2 separate regions of the Homo sapiens genome follow, and region 2 is linked to region 1. The links are chromatin contacts, found by Hi-C in ENCODE. All regions are on one chromosome and are shown on one strand. The core of a region is the stretch at or near the end of the contact, and the rest is flanking DNA. Distances in the headings are between cores, read along the strand shown.

What was found. Hi-C counts contacts between places; a loop is a spot of excess contacts on that map. Pooled maps may share reads with other maps.
Region 2: a loop to region 1 is called in a map of CD8-positive, alpha-beta T cell, with 7 times the contacts of the local background. The contact joins the promoter of ETS2 here to the promoter of PIGP in region 1. A Hi-C loop is called at or near these places in 2 of 168 maps with a recorded cell type or tissue (CD8-positive, alpha-beta T cell and naive thymus-derived CD4-positive, alpha-beta T cell) and 7 of 50 pooled maps.

The regions. Positions count from the first base shown.
Region 1 is chr21:37,071,450-37,075,245 of GRCh38, reverse strand. It overlaps PIGP (phosphatidylinositol glycan anchor biosynthesis class P), which reads left to right and starts at 2,175. Exons shown (of 5, transcript NM_153682.3): 1 at 2,175-2,246; 2 at 2,709-2,812. The coding sequence starts at 2,731. TTC3 (tetratricopeptide repeat domain 3) reads right to left here and starts at 1,992. Exons shown (of 46, transcript NM_001330683.2): 1 at 1,773-1,992. RefSeq lists silencers at 1,585-1,644, 1,865-2,184, 2,425-2,704 and an enhancer at 1,983-2,277.
Region 2 is chr21:38,803,881-38,807,676 of GRCh38, reverse strand. It overlaps ETS2 (ETS proto-oncogene 2, transcription factor), which reads right to left and starts at 1,748. Exons shown (of 10, transcript NM_005239.6): 1 at 1,557-1,748. RefSeq lists silencers at 1,026-1,125, 1,146-1,245, 1,356-1,645, 1,836-1,905, 1,926-2,255 and enhancers at 2,366-2,525, 2,536-2,595, 2,776-2,915, 2,449-2,949.

The sequences.
Region 1 (3,796 bases), core at 926-3,425:
AATGAACCAAAGATAACACAATCATTCAATTTGTTCATATATAAACCTCAAAATATGATGCTGAGCAAAAAAAAAAAAAGCAAGTTGCAAAAAGGCATGTATATTTTAATGCCATTAAAGTTTAAAAACAAACAATAATATATATTGTGTATGGATTCACCTTGATCAAAGTATAAAATATGCAAAGTAAAGATATACACAAACCTCAACGCAGTGGCTATCTCTAGAAAAGGAGGGGAAGGAACTGAGAGCAATTTTATTTCTTTAAAAAAAAAGAGTATCTGAAGTAAATTTGGCAAAAGATTAAATAATCACGTCTGTAAAATCTGAATCATGGATTGGTTAGCTCCCCCTCTGTATTTGATATCTGAAATATTCCAAAAATTAAAAGAAAAAAAGGAAAATTAGACAATAAGAAAATTGGGCAGAACAAAGACACCAAAACGCAGCCCTTGAGCGCAGAGCACGAAACCTTGAGCAATCGGAGCAGTAGCTGGGTCTCTAAGGGGTTTGAAGTTTCTTACCCTAGGTATCCTTATACTATATCCCATTTTCCTTAGGATAAATCGCAAATTTCTTGCAACAAAAAATGTCCTAACTAGAGTCGTAGTTATAAGGAAAAGGCTCTCTCCGGAGGAGTAAAATCTGTAAAATTTCTACCTTGTTTCCCTCGCCAGGATCTTGGGCAAAATGGAAAGAGATTTAGGTGAATGCCATAAAATACTCTATAAACCATTAAATATCATCAAGAACGCCTAAGGACCGCATCGCCCAGTAGGAGAGTGCATATATTTTGAAAGGTCTCTGCAACTGAGGGGGTTTTGGCGTCCAGGGCGCCACTGGAAAAGGCACGGCGCACTGGTACCAGCCCAAATTCACCTACGTCTCGGCTTCATTTTTTATCTTTGATCCCCCTATTCTGTCTCCTGAACAGGCTGGCTGAAGAGGCCACACTGGCAGCGTCAACACTGCGGAGCAGCTGGCCAGACTCGATCCTGTCCACCCCCCTTCCCATTAGCGTCTGTGGGAGAGAATGCTCAGAAAGAGGCGCGGGGGCGAGGGGAGCGGCGAGGTTACCCCCCTCCTGGGTCCGTTCCGTGGGGACAGGCCCTGGACTGGACTGCCAGTTCACACGAAAACAGGTGGCAACAGAGTCGTGACACGCACACACAGCAAGGGGTGTGCACGAACGTTCACGCTCACCAACGAAACCTGCACACAAGAGATACCCACTCGACAGAATTAAATCCGCACACAAGAGATCACGCACTCAACAGGACCCATGCGCAGACACTCTGCGTCACTCGGAGACACGCAAGGACGCACACTTGCGCGAGCAAGGCTCTAGGCGGGGGTCGCAATTGCAGAAGGCGCGGCCACGCGCGCTAGGGGACGCGCAGCCCACAGACAGGGGCAGTAACACAAAGGGGGGCCACCTGCAAGGCCGAGAGCGCCCACGCAGCCGCCAGGGAGCGCGGACACCGACACAAAAGGGGCGACGAGGCGACACGCGAGCGCCTCCACCCAGCGGAGGTGTCAGCCACGCACCGGCCGAGGCACGGGCAGCGGGGGGTTGCGCACAAAGGGACTACTCACACCCTCGCACCGGCATCCCAGGGCCTCGCTCGCGAAGGGGCACCAGACCAAGGGGGCAAACCCACTGGGGTAGGCAATGGCGGCCACACCCCCTCATCGCGCGGGACCCAACCCATGCAGACACAGTAGGCACCTCAGCGAGGGACGCGAGGAGACGCGCACACACCCACACTCACCACACACCCACGGAGGGGGTGTGGAAGGCCCCGCTCCCCCGGCATCTCGGCTGCAGCGGGACAAGGTGACACATCCGGGAGCCCGGCAGCGCGCCGGGTGTGCACTCACCCGGGCCCGCCGCCCGCGAGCCTCGGACGCGGGCAGCAGCAGCAGCAGCCGCCGCCGCCGCCGCCGCCACCTCCGGCCCTCCACGTCAGCCGACGGCGGGAGGGAGCGGGTGGCGGCGTTGAAGCGAGGTGCGTCACGTGGGCTGGCAGCGCGCGTGCGCAGTCGCACCCCACCGCCCCCTCCTTCGCCGTCGCGAGCCGCGGGATCACGCCCGCCCCCGCGCTCGCTGGCTCCCACCCGGGGAGGGTCGTTGTGCGCCTGCGCCAGGGTGGGGGTTGCCGTCGCGCCTAGGCCTTTCCCTCAGGTTTTCCTCTTCCCCACTGCGGCTCCCCAGTCGGCGCTTGCGCGGAGAACTCAGCGCTGAGGTGGCCGAGGTGTCGGGAGGGGCCTGGGTGGGCGTATGAAGGACCCGAGGTCGAGGGCCCCCCCATACCCCGCCTCGAATGAGAAATAGAAGTCTCCACGAATGGGCAGGGCCCGGGGCCTGGGCGCCGCGACCTAGTAGGCCCGCATGCTGGTGGGCGCCGCGCGAGCCTTGTTCCCTGCCCTCCCCTCCCACAGGGAGGCCACGCTTGCAGAGCTGGAGCGCGCGTCTATCGCCCCAGAACCCCCCTCCCTGCCCTATCCTCCGCCACCCCTTCTGTTGCGGGGCGCGCGCCAGCCTGGGTGTCTGTATGCGCTCGAGGCGGGGGCGCGGGTTGCGGACGGAGGCGCGGGAGGCGGTTCTGCGCGGCGGGGGCCGTACCCGCGGCGGAGCGAGGAGGCGAGAATGGATCAATGGTGCCACGGAGCACATCGCTGACGCTGATTGTGTTCCTTTTCCACAGATTGTCTAAAGCCCCAGGAAAAATGGTGGAAAATTCACCGTCGCCATTGCCAGAAAGAGCGATTTATGGCTTTGTTCTTTTCTTAAGCTCCCAATTTGGCTTCAGTAAGTACTTTCCTGATGGATGGCCAGGGGCTTTTTCTGGCGTTCAGTGACAAGGGAAGAATACATTGGTTAGACTGTGCACACATGAACTGTTGATTCTTTCTCCCTATGTCTCTTTTTAAGAAAATCTGAAGGGATCTCGTGTTTGCTGAGTGTTCCGTGTGCCAGCACTAGCCTAGGAGGTTTTAGTCTCTACAAATATTTATACAGCACCAGACGCGATGGCAAAGTGGATAAAGCCTGGTCCCTGCCCTTAAGGAGGTCGTGGTCTTGTGGAGGAGACAGATGGGTAAATCTACAGTTAATGCTCAGTGTGATGAGTGTCAGGGAGCACGGTGGAGAGACATTGAAACCAGACTGGAAAGTCAAGGCTTTCTACAGAGGCCTTTCCCCCTGGCACTGATGCTGATTAGGAAAGAGTAAGAGGGAGGGAAGAAGTGGAAAGGCCTTGAATGAGGGCGTGAGAGGGTTTGGACCCGAGGAGCTTGTGATGTCACCAGTGTGCCCTGCGGGATCTGGGGAACAGGAGAAGTAGGCCAGAGAAGTCGGGTTGAAAGGTGTGTCGTTTGCGTCCTGGATCTCCCTTAATTTAACCCCATAACATTCCATTTTACAGATAAGGAGACTGATGCTCACTAAGACACTAATATGCCCACTCACACAGCAAGTCCCAAGTCTCTCCCCAAAATGATTTGAGAATTTTGAGGCACACAAAAGGGAGAAAATTGAGTGCCCGTGATCCAACGTTCTGCAACTGTTTGGAAACCAGGAAAGTGGAGGAGTGGTAGTACTTCTGAACCCTAACTAAAATATATCAGCCTGCACCATCAGCACAGCTTGCAGATGAATGTAATGGCCAGGCTATTAAAACTGAAGTGAAGTGAAGAAGTTACAACTGAGTTCGAATTCTGACTCCTCCACAGATTAGCCATGTGAGCTGGGACCCTCAGCAAATTTTTTGAGCCTCAGGTTCCTTATCTGTAA
Region 2 (3,796 bases), core at 499-2,998, 1.7 Mb before region 1:
AAAGAGCTGTAATTACTAGCTACAGAATAGAATTCTTTTGTTGTCCAGCTTTTAATGAGTTTTGTAAAAACCATGCAGAATTAAAGTGCTCTACTAAATGGTTTCAGGCAGACACACAACTAATCAAATTTAAGCTTGCTTATTTTACTCAACAGGGCTTGTTAGATGGCAGACAAGCCAAGTTTTTCCACATAAATCAATTTCAAGTTTGGTGTTGCTGATGGATCGCTGCTTTTAAACCAAAAAAAAAAAAAAAAAAGGATAAAGAGCAGAAATGTAACAGCTGAGAATGGTTACATTTAAAAACAAGGAGAATTTGCCTGACAACAGTACCCTTATTGGAACAAGTAATCACTTATGTAAGATTATTTAGATAAATTTGAAAACAAACAAAAAAAAGAAACAACACAACCTTGTAACACACATTTGAAGGTAGTTTGCTTTTTTCGCTTTGAAAGCGATCAGTTTAGAGAGATGAATGACTAATCCCAGAAATGAGTATCTGAGCATTTCCCTGCGGATGGTCGGTGCTAACATTTACTGTGCTGCGCTACTACTCAGAATTTTAATAAAGCTTAACGTGGAGATTTATCTCTCTGATTGGTGGTGGTGTGGGCAGGCAGATAACGCACAGGCGCTTCCATTGTATGGAACAAATATAATCTCTTACTGGCGAATTAAAATAAATTACTCCTGTCTCCAAAGGGGACTGCTCATTTCTTTACTTTCTAAATAACTAGCGCGTCAACTACTGTTTTAGGCTACCCTGAAATTGTGTACAGGCTAACATAAAAGGTCTCCTGCCGTAAAAAATAAAATAGGATAACACACACGCAACCCAAACACACACAAGCAAACACTCAGTTACCTCTTCATTCAAATGCTGTAGGAACGAGAAAATAAAGGCAGCCCAGCGCAACCAGATCTCATTTCCGACAGGTTCCCCACGCTCTCCTCGCACGACCGAGGGGTCCCCAGCCCGGGCCCTGGACGCGGCGAGCAGGTGACCATGGCACCCCGCGCCCCGCAGGTTCCCGCGGTGCCGCAGCCTTCAGGTGTCTTGGGCGCCCCAGATCCTCCGGGCCCGGCGCCGCTCCAGGAAGTCACCCTCAAAGCCGGGGCGCCAGGCCACCTCGGACACGCTCTCCTGTGCCCCCACTCCCGTTCGCGAAATCATGTTCGCCGGGACATCCACTGGGCAGGACCCCCTACCAGGCCTGCGTTTCCTTTTAAAAACAAAAGCGAGCGAAACAAGCCAGCGCGCCCTGGCCGCGCCCGCCGCTAGGCGACCCCGAAGACAGCGGCCCTAGCACGCAGGAACCCCCCGGCCGACCCCGCCAGCCCCGGAGGCCACTCCATAACCGGAAAACGAGCCGGCGCGGAACTCAGACGCGCGCCCCTAGAGTCCTCGCAGCAGCCGCCACCCCCACCTGCACCCCCGGCAGCGCCCCGAGATCTGCGTGTCAGTGCCCCCCGCGACCCCCGCCCAGGCCCCGGGTGACCCTCCATGGGACTGGAGCCGCGCGCCGGGCGCTCTCTGCGGGCCCAGCTCTTACCCTGCCGCTGCGGGCAGGGCCGGCGCTTGGTCGGGACGGTGGCTGCTCGGCGCCCGCGGCTGCTCGGTGCGCGCCGGGCGAGGGCGAGGGCGCCGGCCAGAGACGATCAGGGAGGCCGGACGCTGGCCGGGCGGCTCCGGGAGCTCTGAGCTGGAGCGACACCGCACTCGTCAGTCTCTGGAGGAAGTAACCGGGCCGTCCCCCACGCGGCGCGCTCTTCAGGAGCGGGAGGAGGAGGGAGGAGGGAGGAGGAAGGAGGGACGGCCGAGTGGAGGGGAGGGGAGGAAACGAGGGAGGAGAGAAGAGAGAGGGGAGGGAAGGGGAGGAGAGAGAAGAGGAGGGGAAGGGAGGTAGGCAGGATGGGGAGAAGCGGGAGGAGAGGGAAGGGGGCAGCAGGAGGGTTGGGGGAGCGGAGGGAGAGGAGAGGGAACGCACGAGGGGAGAGAAGAGGAGGGCGGAGGCGGCGAGGGAGCGCGGGGCGGGGCTGACACCTTCCGGCCCAACCTTCCCTCCGCCTCCTGCTGTCACTCGGCTGGGTCCCTCGCCGGCTGGCCCTGAGGCCCCGGGAGCAGGGCCTCGGCCCCACGTGCGCGCGAGTGTGCGCCCTGGGAGCCGGGCGGAGACTTTCCGTGGAGCGCTCGGCGTCCTCTCTGGGGCCAAGGCCCTAACGCCAAACCTGCCTTTGGAATTCCGCAGCGACGGAGCAGTGGTGCTGGTGGCACCGAAGGGCAGCCGGGCTTGGGTAATAAGGCCCTGAAATTGAGCCGACCCCATTCTTGAACCTCTGAATGGGCTTAGGACTAATGATCATTCTATCACAAAAAGGCTCCAAATGAGGCGCTTCCTGTAGAAACCGGGCCCTGGCTGTGTCCCCGAGTCGTGGTGCTGATCGCGCTGCTCCCGGGAAGCCCCGATCCCGCAGGCTCCGCGGGAGTGGCGCCCTCTGGAGCTGAGCGGTGCCCAGATAGCGACCCGCCTTGGCCGCGCTTCAATCTGGGCTGGGCACTCCACGCACATCATCGTCACTCTCGGAGGACTTGCGGCTCCCACTTTACACAGGTGGGAACTGAACCTTAGGATGAATAACCTGCCACGTCAGATTGATGAGAAATTCAAGGTGGAAACCTGAGTTTATCTGACTCCGAAACCCTGGTCAAAACCACCCCCTACACTGTGGTTTCCGTTTTTATCAGAAGGTGCTTGAGTCCATGGCTGTTTGGACTCAGGTCACATGCTCAATATTTTGCAGGAAAGTTTAGATTCCTGAAGTTGTGGATGAAATAGGAAACCCCAGCTTAGGCGAGGCCACGGGGCTGAAAGCTGCTCACATCTCAAGAACTGCGGCACCACCGGGAAGGGAGAGGAATGGCCCAGCTTCTCTGTGACTCAGGGTTCTAGGTTTCCATGGTGACTCTAGGTCTAGAGTTATCCGGATAATTGAGATATCGGTGCACCTTAATGTTTCTGGGTCCCCGAAGGTCTCCGGGTATCACCGTGGCATGAGTCACAGTCAGAATCTATACGGCTGAAACAATCACGTATAGGGGAAGTGATTATTTCTTGGAGACTGAATTGATTCTGATGGCTTCTCAGTGTATATTCAGGCCCAGATTAGAGAACACAGATAGGTCAAGAAAGAGTTCCATAAATGGAATACAGATCCATAGTAAGTTACCATGGAGACATGAGTATGTTACTATTTTTTTAAAAAACCGTAGCAGAAAATACTGACTCATCTGGGCTGCAGTTTCAGCTAATATAGGGTCTTTCTCCCTCAGGCTACTTGCACAGCCCTGAGAAGCTGGGTATAGACAGCTGCTCCCCAAAGCTCAGCTACTTCCCGAAGCTCACTTGCCCCAAGCAGACTGCCTTGTCCCACCATGCCTGCCCTCGTGTTCATGGGTGCTGAGTGCCAGGTGCTCCAGGGCTCCCTGAGTCGCTGATGGGCTCCCTGAGTGGAGCCATATTTCCTCTTTGCAGGGCTGGCACAGGCTGGGGGCTAGGAGGTGGTGCTTTGCTCATGCTGGGCTGTTTCCAACATATATGAGCAGAAAGATATCAAAAGAGGAGCACAGGAGTTTGAAGACCACCGGTTCCCGACAGTGGAACCTTCCTCTGCTCACTAACCTTGGGCCTCCTCTACAGAATAAGGGATGATTATGGAACCTACGTCCTTAAGACTATGGCAAATGACATAGAACCAAATGTGCAGAATATGTTAGAGTGTTGAGTACATGGTA